Regions from separate parts of the Mus musculus genome. Here region 1 is linked to region 2. Evidence: chromatin loops called from intact Hi-C (ENCODE). Cell type or tissue: heart. All regions are shown on one strand.

The links. A loop is a pair of places that touch in the nucleus more often than their neighbours do. Peaks named below come from ENCODE experiments on the same cell type or tissue, not always from the same donor. Only the 100,000 strongest peaks of a DNase experiment are listed, where the experiment ranks them.
Region 1: a loop joins it to region 2, with 3 times the contacts of the local background. A loop is called at or near these places in 2 of 42 quality-filtered maps.

Annotation. Positions count from the first base shown.
Region 1 is chr9:109,871,722-109,879,721 of GRCm38, reverse strand. It overlaps Cdc25a (cell division cycle 25A), which reads right to left and starts at 4,143. Exons shown (of 15, transcript NM_007658.3): 1 at 3,563-4,143; 2 at 2,488-2,561; 3 at 1,412-1,454; 4 at 455-491. The coding sequence starts at 3,732. In heart, a CTCF peak has its summit at 4,385; a DNase peak (open chromatin) is centred at 4,271; H3K4me3 peaks cover 3,140 bases; H3K27ac peaks cover 2,387 bases.
Region 2 is chr9:109,927,810-109,935,809 of GRCm38, reverse strand. It overlaps Map4 (microtubule-associated protein 4), which reads right to left and starts at 4,036. Exons shown (of 19, transcript NM_001205330.1): 1 at 3,870-4,036. In heart, CTCF peaks have their summits at 2,973 (motif pointing right) and 3,916 (motif pointing right); DNase peaks (open chromatin) are centred at 2,749, 3,369 and 4,139; H3K4me3 peaks cover 3,056 bases; H3K27ac peaks cover 2,600 bases.

The sequences.
Region 1 (8,000 bases), 56 kb after region 2:
TGAACTTGAGATGACCTTCCTGCCTCAGCCTCCCAAATGCTAAGATTACATGTTTGACCTATTATACCCAGCCAAAACTTTAATTCTTAAAGAAATGAAGTGGGGTTTGGAAAAACTAGCTTACCACCACATAAGTGCCCAGGGGTTCAACCTGCTCTAACTCAGAATGGCCTTCCACCTAATCAGACAAGGTGCATTGACCTCTTGGCAGGTATGATATAGTGCCATACCAACCCCCTAGTAACATTTGCATAAAAAGAACATTTCCTGGTTTGATAAAACTGAGGTGAGTACAAAGTCCACAAGAGGCTGTTACTGTTGAAGTTCCTCTAGGTAATACCTTACTGCCTATGTGTTTACAGGGATGTAGAAAAGCAATGCCCACTTTCTCATCGTAGGGAAAGGTGTTTGATGGAGCAATTTACAGGTATTAGCTCAAAACAACAGAACTTACAGGTAGGGAATTTATTCTCGTCAGGGAAATTTCAAGGCTGTAATGAGATCAAAAAGGTAAACATAAGAATAAAGAGATATTCATATGAGCAGATTCACATTGCTCAACCTAGAGTAGGGGCATGGCATGGTTCTCATTGTAGCATATACAAGAATAGTGTTCTCTGATCTCAGGAGCGCCCCAGATCGAAAAAACCAACCCAACCCAAACCCCAAGATGTCTCCTACAATACATACATCCGTTCATTTAAGGCCTAACGTCAAAAAGGAGAGCAGGGGAAATTACAGCTAACCTAAAGGGGGGGAAGTCCTGCAAACTGCTGGTATGAAGCAGCACTCATTCCCAGTAGTGTTTCTAGCATCCGAGCAACTCAGCAGGCACAGCTAACTACAGAGCTCTAGTCCACTGTATGAAGAACGTTATTCAAAAATTAAGTTTTGACCAGGAGCAACAGCGCATACCTTTAACCCAGCACCCATGAGGCAGGCAGGCAAGCCAGGGCTTCAAAATGAGATTCCATATCAAAAGCTAACCAACAAGTTTCTTCCTTTTGGGAGGTTCTAGGGATTCACCCTGCCTGGGGCCTCACATACCACACGAGCACTCTATCACCGAGTTTGCACTTTATTTATTTATTTATTTATTTATTTATTAATTAATTATATGTAAGTACACTGCAGCTGTCTTCAGACACCAGAAGAGGGAGTCAGATCTCATTAGGGATGGTTGTGAGCCACCATGTGGTTGCTGGGATTTGAACTCGGGACCTTTGGAAGAGCAGTCGGGTGCTCTTTGCACTTTGAGACAGGATCTTACTACATTGCCCAGACAGGCCTTGAGTGTCTGATCCTTTCGCCTTAACTTCCCGAGTAGCTGAGACCGCAGGCCTGTGCCACTGGGCTTACTTAAGGAAAACTTTCCTTCTAAGTAGAAAATTTTAAAGTAACGAATACATACTTTTCTTTACTGTCCAAGGGCCCAGGAGAATCTAGACAGAAACCTTTGAGAAATAAAAACAAAATTCTTAGGAAGTAATACACATTCTGGTGTTAAGCAACATTTCCTAAGTGCACCCATGGATCCTCTATTTGCAAATACCATCAAGGGAAACAAGATTGAAGAGGCCAACTAATATCAAGATTGACTGATTTTTTTTTCCCCAGATAGTACTGACCCCTCTAAGTTTTTGTGGAGTTATTTTTTCAAATGTACTCATTTAGGGGTATGAAAAATACAACCAGGTAAGTTCAGTTCCAAGGGGCCAATCTGGTGTATATAGTGACACTGTGTCTTCAAAAAGTAGCGTTAGAGAGATGTTTCAGAAGAGCACAATTGCTCTTGTAGAGGACCTGAGTTCAATTCCCAGCCACCACATGCTAACGCCAGTAACTCAGTTCCAAGGGATCCGACACCCTCTCCTGGCCTTTGAGGAAAGTACACACCACATGCACACACGAGAGGCATGTGAGCCAACATCCACATATATAAAAGCACACATTAAAAAAAAAAAAAAGAAAAAAGAACTGGAATAAAGATTTGGCGCTTCTTCTCTTCATAAACTGTCTCAGGAGCTTCCTCTGTACTCTACTAAAGGGTGTTTGTCACTTCACACCACACCACACCACACCACAATTTCTATGTGTACTGTTGCCAATTAAATTCCTAGGCAAGATGCTTCCCGAATGGCTGACTCCAGATGAATGTGAAGGCTGAACGGACACCTGGAGTGGTCAGGGGGATGGATGGTGGCCCATGCCTTTAACCACAGCACTCAAGAGGCAAGAGGCCAATGTGATCTACATGGTGAGACCCTGTCTCAAAATAAATAAATTGATTTAATTAAATTCTTAAAAATAAGTGGCTTAGTGGTTAGTAGCACTTGGTGCTCCTGTAGAGGGGACAAATTCAGTTCCCAGCAGCCATATCAGGCAGCTCACAATGGCCTGTAACTCCAGCTCCAGCGGCTCTGATGCCTTCTGATCTAAACACACACGAGCACATACATAGACACACATGAACAGTAATGGCAATACCTGAATCGGTCGATTCTGAGGAGCCCATTCTCTGTAGACTGCTGTTATTTCTCACTTCCATTTTCTCACAGTCACTGAAACCAAGAGAGGCACCTCCACATGAGCAATTTCTAGCACATGATTAAAAAAAAGGTGACATACAGGCCACGAAGTAGCCAGGCTGCCACAAACCATCTTTGAGAGACCAAGCCAAGGACACCCCACTTGGCCACCCAGAATACCCCAGTTGGCATTTAAACAAAGAAAGGAGTGAGTGGTTTGGCCTTGGGCCACATTGTCAGACAGGCCTGTGGCAAGGGCTGGGTTTCCTTAAAGGAGAGCCTCAGTCTGAGGTTCTGAGTGAGCCAGGAGTAAGGGCAAAGGTGACTAGGCCAGGAGTCCCAGCTTTTCAGGGTTTGCAAAAGTTGTAAGACAAGTTTAGGAGGCGAAATACCCAACATCGAAGGAAAAGCAACTTCACTAAAAATAGTGTTAAGCATTTTTGTTAGTGATAGTGGTGTAGGACTACAAAGTCCTCGAAGATTTCCAATATGGAAAAGTTAGGTAAAAAGTGATAGCTTAAAAAAGGTAGTAGATGGGTAGATACAAGAAACGTGCCGGCCAGGTGGCTGCATAGATTTTACACAAATGCAAGAAAAGAAAATGCCACGTCCCTTTGTTGAGAAGGAACAAAGCTTACAGGAAACTAAGATCCGGCGCGGGTGGTTCAGCAAAGAGGGCCTAGGAGGACCCATTCTCACCCTCCCTCCCAACCCCCATAAGGGTAGATTCCAAAGACTTTTCTGGAATAGAGACAGCGTAGAGAGAAATCTGAAAGGGGTGAACAAGACAGGATGCCCAGCAGGCTTCCTCGATCTCCGCGGTCTGGCTCTTGGCTGAGGATAGCCCTGGACTATCCGAACGGCCTCTCCCGCCCAACATTCCGCCCGGGAGGGAGGGTGCACATGGCGGGCCCTAGCCAGGCCATTCCGGGTCGGAGCATCAGAACCAAGTGGACAGACTCTGTTTCCTGCTGGATCATCCCGAGGGCCGACCAGAGGCCAGCGGCCTGGGGCATCGCTCGCTGGTCTCTCACCTGCCCAGTCCTTCCAGCTGGTCCATGGTGACCGTCAGGTTGGTGACAGGGGACAGTCCGCCAGCAGCTGACGCGCCAAACAGCATCTTCCCCGTGGGCTGCGGCGCAGGCGTGGGGCTGCAAGCGAAGAACAGGCGGCGGCGGTGGGGGGGCTCCGGGCCCAGTTCCATGGCGCCGCCGGGCCTGCCCGGACTCCCGCTCCGTCTTCCTCCGCCTCCGCTGCGCCGGGCCCCGCCCCGCTGGCACCGGCTTCAGCCGCGTGCCACGCCACCAGCGCCCGCGGGTCAAACACAAACACGACCCCGCGGTTCAGAGACGCGGCCGCCACGGGCAGCGGCGCGGACCGGCGAGCGTAGGGGACTCGGCAGGCGCCAGGCACAAGCACCGGTGCTTCCCTCTCTGTCCCGCGAGGCCCGCAGGCGGGCGGGCGCCTGCAACCTCAAGATTAAATCCAAACAAACTCCGTGGAGGAAGAGTCTTGAGACCACCGCTCCGACTAACTCGCCTCACTTTTTTTCTCCCTCCTTGCTCCGTAGCCGGCTCGCAGAGAAGGAACCTTCACTTCCCTCACCACCAAAGTGGCCTTAGCGTTAATTGCTGCACACTCAGGATAGCCGCCGCCCCGCCCCTTTCCTAGTTGGCGCCAAACGGAATTCACCAATCAGGAAGCAAACTTCTCCTCGCTCCCGAATGACAGCTGAGCCGGACCAATGAGAAGGAAAGGAGGAAGCGTCTCGTGGGCCTCCTCGAGGTCACGCCCTCTCTCGGTGGGGGCGAAGCCTGAAGAGTTGGGAGGTGGCTGAAATGAGAAAGGAGTCAATGAAACTTTCTGTGGGGGCGCTAGTCCCTACCGAAAGGCCCCGCTCTTTTTCAGTTGCATGCTGGGTAGTGTAGTTCCTACAGCGTGTGCTACACACCTGTCTGAGCTACTGAGCATAGTGCTGTGCACTTTTTTTTTTTTTTTTTTTTTTTTTTTTTTTTTTTTTAGGAGACAGAGAGACTAGGGAAGGCCATCTGGACCAGGCGTTGGCTCTTCTCTAACTGTGTGGTACAGTACCATGGATCCTGGATCCCTCTTTTCCTTCACAGGACTTCAGGCTCTGATTTTGTCTTTCTTTTTTTCTTTTTCGAGACTGGGTTTCTCTGTGTAGCCCTAGCTGTCCTCGAACCCGCTCTGTAGACCAGTCTGGCCTCGAATTCAGATCGATCTGCCTCTGTCTCTGCCTCTCGAATGCTGAAATTAAAGGCATGTGCCACCATTCCTGCTCCAGACTCTGATTAATTAATTTAATTAATTTTTGAAATAGGGACTTTTTTTTTTAATAGCCCGGGCTGAAACAGGAGTAGTTGAGAGCTATGATCCACAGATAGCAAGCAGAGAGAAGGGGGTGGGGGGAGGTGGGATGGAGAAAGGAAGAGGGAGAGGGAGGGAGGGAGGGAGGGAGGGAGGGAGGAAGAGAGAGAGAGAGAGAGAGAGAGAGAGAGAGAGAGAGAGAGAGAGAGAGAGAGAGACTTTGCCTGGTGTGGGTTTTTAAGAACTCAAAACCCACTCCCATCTACACACCTGTTCCAACAAGGCCACACCTTCTCTAAAATCCCTCCCAAACAGTTGGGGATCAAGCATTCAATCATATGAGCCCATGGGAGCCATTCAAATCACTGTAAAAGTACTAGGCAACATTTAGTGTTTATGTACATGACAGTGTTTCATGTGTGATAACTCTACTAGTGTACTTAATCTTTACAAGTCTTACATCACAAAAATAATTCCAGGAGGGACCAGAGTGAAGGGAAGGTAGTTACTTTATTCACTATTTAGATGAATAACCATTATATCACAAGACATGGTTATGGGCTTCTTAAGTATCTTCACTATGGCCATATTTGTGATTCCATATATTTTTCTTTTGAGACAGGGTCCCGTGCAGTCAGGCTGGCTTTGGACTCTCTATAGTCAAGGATGGCCTTGAATTTGATCTCCCAGTTCACCACTGAACTTAGTTTTGTGCTTGTTAGGTAAACACTTCTAAGTAAGCTACATCCCACCCTACCCCCATTGAGCTTCCCCAGTTACATTGCTCAAAGGATGTAATTTGAGCTGGGGAAGGTGAGAAATACCTGCAACTACAGAATGTGGGAGTTGGAAGCAGAAATTTAAAGTCACCTTCAGCTGCACAGGGAGTTCTAGGCCAGGTGGGGCTACTTAAGGCCCTTCTCAAAAAACAAGCAACACCAAAAAAAAAAAAAAAAAAAAAATGTAAAGCGGGGCGTGGTGGCGCACTCCTTTAGTCCCAGCACTCGAGAGGCAGAGGCAGGCGGATTTCTGAGTTCGAGGCCAGCCTGGTCTACAAAGTGAGTTCCAGGACAGCCAGGGCTATACAGAGAAACCCTGTCTCGAAAAACCAAAAAACAAAAAAAAAAAACAAAAAAACAAAAAAACAAAAAAAAGAAAAGAAAAGAAAAGAAAACAACAACAACAACAAACCTAAGCAACAACAACATTAAAAAAAAAGTCTTGGAGCTGATAAGATGTCTCAACAGGTGAAGATGCCTGTGAGCCAAACCTGATCTTTATTTTTCGAGACAGGGTTTCTCTGTATCGCCCTGGCTGTCCTGGAACTCACTCTGTAGACCAGGCTGGCCTCGAACTCAGAAATCCCCCTGCCTCTGCTTCCTTAGTACTAGGATTAAAAGTGCGCACAACCACTGCCCCATCAATGTGTAAAGATCAAACAAAATTGAAGTAACACGATATGAGTTGGCTTGCTTATTTCTCTTAAAGGTTTTCTCTTGTAAACGAAGTTGCAAGGGAGCTTGTACAAGGCCACAAACTTTCTGGCCCTGAGTAAGCAGAGCTGCTATTTCAGTGTTCTTCATATTTGTTGCTTGTTAGTGGTACTGAGGGTGAGTTTATTTTTAAGAGTTTTTATTATTATTTATGTATGTATATGTGTGTCTGTGTATGTGCAAGTGCCTGATAAAGCCAGATGCATGTCCCATCCCTCAGAGCTCCCATTACAGGTAGTTCACAGCGACCTGATATTTGTGCTAGGTGTTGAACTTGGGTCCTCTGTAGAAACAGTACCTGCCCTTAACCCCTGAGCCATCTCTGCTGTGGTGGACAGTCTTTTCAGACAGAGTTTCTTGTATCCCAGTCCCTGGCCTCATGGCCTAAAATAGTTTTGAACTCTGGTTTTATGGATGCCTGTTCCCAAGAGCAGGGACTATAGGAATGTGCCACCATCTCCAATGTAGACTGGGGTCACACAAAAATAATATAGACACTATCTCAACCTAGCTGTCTTGCTTTTTTTCCCCACACATCATATATATTAGAGATGGTTTGATTTCAGCAGATAAGTGGCTAACAGTTTGGAAAGACAGATTGTTTTTGTTTCATGCTAATTTGATCGGAGGTCACATGCTAAACTCTACATTCCACTGAGCTGCCTTCCCAATCCAGCTCAAAGAAAAGGGTTGGTTTGTTTTGTTTTTGTTTTTCAAAGGGTCTTGATATGGAGTTCTGGCTCCTTTAGAAGTTATGTAAAGCAGGCTGGCCTAGAACTCACAGAAATTCACCTACCTCTGCCTCTGTAGTGCTTGCACTAAAGGAATGGTCCACCACAAGCAGGTTTTAAAAGTTCACAGTTTTGAATTAGGCAGAGTGGCGTCCACCTGCAGTCTGAGCACTTGGGAGGTAGAAGGGGGAACTAGGAGAATAATGCATTTGAAGTCACCCTGGGCTATACAGTAAGCCCAAGAGACCCTGCCTCAGAAGGAAAGGAAGTCCCCGCCCTCTCCTTAGACATTCTGGTCCTCTGGGTTAGTTTGGGTCCCACCTGAGATTTATATAATTAAAAAATTCTCTAGATTATTTGAAACAGCTAGGTTTGGGGACTACTGACCTGACTTTTTCATTTTGCTTTTTATTTTGCCCTACCTTCTCTGGATCTTGCTATATATAGCCCAGGCTGGCTTCAACTTTGCAACAATTCTCCTGCCTCTAGCTCCCAAATCCTGGCATTACAAACATGAATCACCATGCCCAGCGAGACCCCAGGATTTAATTATATTAATTAAATGGTAGTTGTATTGGTTGTTATGAGTAATAAGTTTTGTAGATGGTATTTGGGGAACAGGCCATCTGCTCTGTAGATACAAAACTATGGCTTGTATTTCAAAGGGAATAGGAATTCATTCTGGAGCCAGAGATGAGTGACCATGGCCCAGAAACACAGATTCAGGCTACCCCAAACACCCAACACTTTCACTGATAACACAAAGAAAATTATAATCAAGGTACTTTAAAAATACATTAGCGGTTGGGCCTGGTGGTACAATCCTCTATCTAATCTCAGAACTCAGAAGACAGAGGCAGGAGGAAGCCAGTTTGGTCTACACAGTGAGTTCCAGGACACCCAGGAGTAGAGAGATAGAC
Region 2 (8,000 bases):
TATAATACCAAAGCTGAATGCTGATATAGAACTGTGATATTCCCAAGCAAGAAGATGGCTTTAGTCCAGGAGCTTTTAGACCAGCCTGGGCAACACAAGACCCCAATCTCAGCGGAAAAAAGAAAATCCAGGTGCTTCCTTCAGTTGTCAGCAAACAATAGAAAATACTTTAATATAAAATGTAACCTTATTTGTATATTTGAGATTTTACCATACGCATACTGTTAAACATATGAATGGATTTGTTTTTCAACCTGAAAAGGGAAAATATTGGGAACATACCCCAATCTAGGTACAGTAAGCATATGCTTATAATCCTAACATTTGAAAAGCTTAAGCACAGCCAGGTAGTGGTGGTTCATGCCTTTAATCCTAGCATTCAGGAGACAGAAGCAAGTGGATCTCTGAGTTCTCGGCCAACCTGGTCTACAGAGCTCCAGAACAGCCAGGGAGGGCTACAGAGACAAACCCTGTCTTGGAGTGGGGTATACATGGACACACATCGGTGGTGAATGCTTTTTAATCTAACTAAGGCAGCAGGTGAATCTCTGAATTCAATGCCAGCCTGGTCTACAAATGGAGTTCTAGAATAGCCAGGGCTCAAAAAAACAAAAACAAAAGAACAAAAAAATAAAGGAATATGGATGAAGAGGATTGCTCTGAGCTCAGCTAAGGCCCAGGCCAGACTACATAGTAAAGTTCCAGGCCAGCCTGGGCTACAGAAAAAACCTTGTCTCCAAAAGTCTACAAAACAGGAGCACGGGAAATGGCTCAGAGGTTAAGACCAATTGTTGCTCTAGCAGAAGGCCCAGATTGGTTCCCAACACTCACATAGTAGCTCAGAGCCATTCCTGCCTTAAGGGATCCAACCCCTTCTCCTTACTTCCACGGGCACTAAACACGGTGCACATACAGAGGCAAAACACTCATGCATAAAATAAATAAACATAAAATAAAATTTTAAAAAATAATACAAGTCTCTAGCGGCAAGGCAGGGGCATCTCTGTGGGTTCAAGGACAGCCAGAGCGAGAGAGACCCTGTCTCTGACTCAAAAAAAGAAAAGAAAAAAAGCAAGATATAATAGTGAGAAGACCTGACAGCTCCGCCCAGCTCAGCAGATAAAAGCACTTGCTGCCAAGTCTGAATTTGAGTTCAATACCCAAACCCCAGGTAAATAGAGACTGACTCCCAAAGTTGTCCTCTGACCTCCACACTCATACGCACGTGCACACATACACGCACATACACACACATACACACACACACACACACACACACACACACACAGTAAATGTAAAAATAAGTAAAATATTAATCCCAGCACTTGGGAGGCAGAGGCAGGCGGATTTCTGAGTTCAAGGCCAGCCTGGTCTACAAAGTGAGTTCCAGGACAGCCAGGGCTGTACAGAGAAACCCTGTCTTGAAAAACCAAAAAAAAAAAAAAAAAAAAAAGAAAAAGAAAAAAAAGTAAAATAAATACAATAAGAGACACACCCTTGCATTTTCATTGCCCTCATTGTAATACTATAATCAACTGGTTTACTGATTAGGCTACCAAGAACAATGGAGGTGTTTTTGGGCCAGTGGATAATTAAATCCAATTGTGTACAAGGCATCAATACTTCAACAAGTACTGAAACCTGACTCATAAATCTCTGCTGAGTGTGTTTCCATCAGTATATCCCCCCCCCCTTTTTTTTCTTTTTTTTTTGGTTTTTCGAGACAAGGTTCCTTTGTGTAGCCCTAGCTATCCTGAAACTCACTCTGTAGACCAGCCTGGCCTCAAATTCAGAAATCCACCTGCCTCTGTCTCCCAAGTGCTGGAATTAAAGGTGTGCGCCACCACTGCCTGGCAAGTATATTCGCTTTCATTTAAAAAGCCCCTGGAAGGGCTGGCGAGATGCCTCAGAGATTAAGAGCACTGATTGCTCTTCCAAAGGTCCTGAGTTCACAATCCCAGCAACCACCCGTAAAGAGATCTGATGCCCTCTTCTGCTGGGTATGAAGTCAGTTACAGTGTACCTATGTATAATGATAAATAAATCTTTGAGCCAGAGCAAGCAGGGACTGGGTGAGAGGGGCTGACCAGAGAGCAAGCAGTGTTAACCCGAGCGAGCAGAGGTCCTAAAAAGAAAAAAAAATTCATTTGCCAATAACCACATGAAGGCTCATAACCACATGTACAGCTACATAAATCCTTTTTTTTGTAAACCCCTGAAAGATGGTAGGTACTAGCTCAAAAAGCAATAGTTTTAATTACTTTAAGCTAAGTGTAAAACGAGATTATGACTGACTTAAAAATATCAGCTTTGAAGGAAATGGTATGGACCATCAGACTCCATCAATTGAAAAGCCATGAACATATTCCCCAAAGTGGAGAAAAAGTTACAAAGTTGCAAGTACCTGCATCATAGTACAGACAGATCCAGCCTCTTGCTTAGCAACTGCAGTGTTGTCTACAAAACACTCAGCCTGTCATAGTCAGGGCATGACAACTGTTCACCCTAAATCCATGTGCTCAGCTTGGATTCAGGATTGATTTATAAAAATAGCTGCTGCTGCTGGTCTTTGAATCTCTGCGCTGATGACTGGGCAGTGTTACCCTATAGGCCTAGAGCAGCTGTATTTCCCTTACCACACCCATCGCTCTGCCTACCCAGCCAAGCTGCCGGCAACCGCCCCCCTCCCGTTTGTCACCCTCCCACCCCCACCCCCCAACTCTACACCATACTATTCTCCCTCCTCCTGGGCTGAGTGAGCAAATTACAAGCACAAATATCCCCTGATGCAATGCCACAACCATCCCTGGGAAAGAGCAGAGGCAGTTGCCAAAAGCGCAGCAGTAGGAAAACGGGCGGGAGACACTCGCAGGGAGCAAGAAACACTGCAGAGGCCCTGGGGAGAAATTCTGTAACTGGACCAGCGGAGGGCAAGGAGAAAGGGGGATTCCAGCAAAAGGCTGGGTAACACTAATCTTGCCTGAGAAGTACAGGCTACAACTCCGCTCCAGGAGGGGGCGAGTTCTGGATTCCTAAAACACAAACCTGTGGGGAAATCAGCCTCTTCCCCTAAAGACCAAATGCATTTAATCTACACAATCCAAGAGATAAGCAAACCCTCCCCAAAACGCCCAGGAGGCAATCTCAAGTAAAGTTGAGTTCCGACAGTAACAGTCCAAAAGAGCTCGTCCCGGGTGCTAAAATAAACCACAATCTCTGCTCCGAGTAACGTTTCCGACAGCCGCTGCTAGCCCTGGTCCCTGTTTCCGGACTCCGCACCCTTAACGTGACCCCTTTTGCATTCCCGAAGCCAGACACTAGATGCGCGTCAGTCCCCAAAGTGTGCGGGACCCACGCACACAAGGGCTCGAGTTGGATTCTCCAGACCACCCCTCGGCCCCACCCATAACCCCCAGAAGGGACACGCAGAGCTCGCCTCAGTCCCCACATACACGGACGCCCCTCCTGAAGCCTGGAGAAACGACCCCGGCGTCCTTCTGCATCCCGAACCCCACCCAAGGGCCCAGGCTGCAGTCGACCCTCAGTGTCCCGGCTCAGCACATGCCCAGCCTGAGGCAAGCCCCTCGGCTCCACAACCTCCGAAGCCCTGATACAAAATCTCTCCGCCCGCCTCGCCCCCTACGGTCCCCTCAGAAGGCGTCTCAGAAACTCCGAAGGTCACGCCCGCAGGCCCCCCACCAGGCCCCCTCTCTCAACCACCCCGGCGTCCCGTAGGCGGACAGCCACCGCCCTTCCCCGCCTCGGGAGGGACCTGCGGGGTCCCCGGCGGCCACCGCGAGAACCTGGGCGGGAGTCGTGGAGGTTAGTGAGGAGGCCGACCCTCCGATCTCAATCACAGCCGCACCTACCCGCCGCCGCCGCCGAGCCCAAGCCGGAGCCGCAGGAAGCCGGGAGAGGGCAGAGAGGAGCCGGGAGCAGCCGGGAGGAGCCGCAGAAGCCACAGACCTAGCCGGAGGGGCGGGGCACAGGGAGGTGGCCGCTTCCTCGTCGCCCTCTTGAAGGCCGGCACGAAGGCGGAGCGTGCTCGCCGTCAGCGGGTGCCGCCCCAGCCAATGGGCGCCACCGAAGGGCGGGCCGAGGCGCCGCGAACCAATCCACGCCGGCCCCTACTCCTCGCCCTCTCCGTGGAAGCAGCACGAGTGGCGGACCGTTGGCGCGGCGCGCGTCGGGGGTCTAGACTGCGGCCTCCCGCCCGCGGATGCCTCAGCGAATGGCGAGGCTCAGGCCGCCTCCGCCGTTCTGAGAGGGCCGCCGCTTCCTTTTCCAGCAGAAAGGATGCTAGTGTCAGGCGCACGCGCCTGCGTACGGGTGGGCCTGAGTGGGCCCCGCCGGCCCTGACTGGTGGGCTCTATGATGTAATCTGGGAGGGGCGGGGGCGGGGCCTTGGGTTCACTGCTAACCGCGAGGAACTGACTGGGAGCTGAGGGCGCAGCTCATAGTAGCTGCCTGAAACGTGGCTGGACCAAGTTGAGAAGGAACATTGTTGAATGCAAAACTGATTATATGGGGCCGGGCGTGGTGGCGCACGCCTTTAATCCCAGCACTCGGGAGGCAGAGGCAGGCGGATTTCTGAGTTCGAGGCCAGCCTGGTCTACAAAGTAAGGTCCAGGACAGCCAGGGCTCTACAGAGAAACCCTGTCTCGAAAAACAAACAAACAAACAAGAAAAAACTGATTATATAATTGGGAGTGTATTTAGTAACTTAAATAATTTCATGTTTCTTTTAGTTTTTTTCTTTTTTCAACGTAGTTACTTGAAAACTTAAAGATCACCTTTGTTCTGTTTTGGGTTTTTTGCACAGTGCCTCCCACCATAGCGCAGGCTGGCCTGAAATTCACTTTGCATCACCCACCTCCCTCAGAGTGATGGCAATCCCTCAGCCTCAGCCTCCTGAGTGTTGAGATTACAAATTTGAGCCGCCATACACAGCTAAAATTACCTCCTCCTACTCTCCTCTCCCCGCCCCCCTCCTCTAGAGTGTCACTACGGTCACATTATATTGCCTGTGCATAGTACTGGTCCAGAAGAAATAGTGATACCCAACTCCTTTATGCTTATTCCATGATCCACATATCTTAATCATCACAAGAGCCCTACATGGTTAATATATCCTCAGTGCCCTTTGTAGTTTTAGTTATGAGCCTTATCTTTAATAGTTTAATTTTCTCTCCAGCACTCCTCATTCTCATTATGTTAACAGGCAAGTTTAGTAACACCACAGTGTCAACAAGACAATGTTTGGCTAGTGGGGCTTTAACTTCAGTAGCCAGGTGCTAGGATTGTAAACTCAGGCATATAGGGGTTACCAGGAGAACTTGGTTAGGAAGTACAGCTGTGCTTTTGTAGCCTTAGGAAAGGTAAGCCTCAGTTTCCTCGTTTATGAAAATTAGATAATAGTCACTCTCAATAAAGTTACTAATAGGATGCCAAAGGTAAAATACCATATTCCCGATGAAGTCTCAGCATGGCTAAACAAATTATGTAAACCTGTGGAAGACTTCTAAACCTTTCTGTATCGATATTGTGTAACAGTTTCCTCCAAGATTGGAACTTTCCATTAAGCAGGAAGGCCCTGAAACCATCTAGTTTTACTAGGCTACTTCCTGCCAGAGTTCAGCGTCCCTCTCAGAAAAGAAGACCTACGCAGTAAAGAAGATTCTCAGAAGAGCAAAAGTTGCAGACTCTTAAGACCAGACCAGCTGCCTGAGAGAAGCAGAGACCAGCCAAGCCGCCTGGAAGAGGTTTAGACCAGCCTTACTTACTCAACCCATTGAGTGGCCTGCAGGCTATGCAGTGTGCCCCAGTTTTCCCAATTTGTGAGTTGTTACCAGTATTGGGGTGGGCCTTGGTGATTCAGCTGTCTTTGAGTCATTTCTGCTACTGTCAGTAACCCCTCACTCATATTTCATCATAGTACTGAAGGTAGCCCCAATAAAACTAATTGGTTCACCAAGCTGGGCTTTGGTTTGTCATGAGTTTCCTCTCTGGGATAAGTAGACTTCTGTATTGCATTTCCCCAGGGAAAGTTTTGTCACACAATACTCATTCATTTAAGCAGTAAATGGAGATGATGATAATATACATGAGATCCATATTAGTAACTGTCCTAAAGTACATACATAGTTACTTACGATTTAGTAGACATAGTTTACTGTTAAAGCCATAGTAACTGGAGAAATGGGTCAGCGGTTAAGAGCACTGACTGGTTTTCTAGAGGTCCTGAGTTCAATTCCCAGCCACAACATGGTGGCTCAAAACCATCTGTCATGGAAATTGATGCCCTCTTCTGGTGTGTCGTGTGTCTGAAGACAGCTACAATGTGCTCATATATATTAAATCATATTTTAAAAAATCATAGTAACTAACCTAATGTAACAATACACACCTTTAATCCCAGCACTTGAGAGGCAGAGGCAGGCAGATCTCTGTGAGCTCAAGTTCAGCCTGATTTACACAGCTTATTCCATGCAAGCCAGAGAGATGGTGAGAGCCTATCTCAAAAAAATTTTAGGGCTGGGGAGATGGCGTAGCGGGTAAGAGCACTGACTGCTTGCTCTCCTAGAGGTCCTGAGTTCAAATCCCAGCAACCACATGGTGGCTCACAACCATCTATAATGAGATCTGACATCCTCTTTGGTGCATCTGAAGACATCTACAGTGTAGTTAGATATAATAAATAAATCTTTTAAAATTTTTTTTAATTAATTAAAAAAAAAAAAACCTAAGAGAGCAAAAGGATGCCCTGGCATTGTGTGCTGAGGCAATTGGATACCAAGTTAAGGTCAACTAGGCCACCTAAGGTCAAGAACAGCCTGAGCCATATAATGAGACTGTGTCTTTTTTGTTTTGAGTTTTGTTTTGTGTTTTGTTTTTTCGAAACAGGGTTTCTCTATATTACAGCCTTGACTGTCCTAGAATTCTTTGTAAACCTTGCTGGCCTCAGACTCTCAGAGATCCACCTGATTCTGCTTCCCAGATGATGGGGTTAGCCCAGCTGAGACTGTCTCTGTAAAAATAATAATAATAATAAGCTGTGTGGTGATGGTGCAGGACCTTAATACCAGCCCTCAGAAGGCAGAGGCAGAGGACCTTAATACCAGCACTCAGAAGGCAGAGACAGGGGCAGGAGCAGGGACAGGCAGCCTACAAAGTAATTTCCAGGATAGCCAGGACTACACAGAAAAACCCTGTCTCCAAGAAGCAAAACAACAATAATAAGAGTCCAGTGGTCCGTGCTTGTAATTCCATTATTTGGTAAGTGGGAGTTGGAGGATCAGGAGTTCAAGGCCAGCCTGGGATACATGAGACCCTATATCAAATAAACAAAAAAAGTAAAGGTTTTGTGGGAAAGATACAGAACTATAAATAGATAACCATAGAAAGACCATTAATACAACCCAGAAAAGCAAAATATCTGTTATAGATTGCACAGCTGTTATTTAGTGAATCAGAAACCTTGAGCAGGGACTGGAGAGATGGCTCAGTGTTTGAGAGCACTGACTGCTCTTCTACAGGCATCCTGAGTTCAACTCCCAGCAACCACATGGTGGCTCACAACCATCTGTAATGAGATCTGATGCCCTATCCTGGTGTGTCTGAAGAGATCGACAGTGTACTCATATACCTAAAATAATTAAGATAAATCTTTAAAAAACAAAAAAAATATAACCCAGCACTTGGAAGATGCAGATAGGAGAACCAACTGTTCAAGGACAAGTTTGACAACACAGCTCAAGAGACCAAAACAAAACAAAAGAACAAAAGGCAATTCAGTTACCTTTCCTCTACATGTCTGAAATGGAAATAAGGTTATAATGCCAGAAGCATTTTAAAACAAGCCAGAAGCGACAGACAAGGGTGAGGAGGTAGACTGAAAAGAAGCTAGGTCCCTAAGGTGGCTCTAGATTGCCTGTAAAGTAGAAAACCTCTTGCTAATCCTAATTACAGACCTGTAATTATAACTACTCGTGAGATTGAGG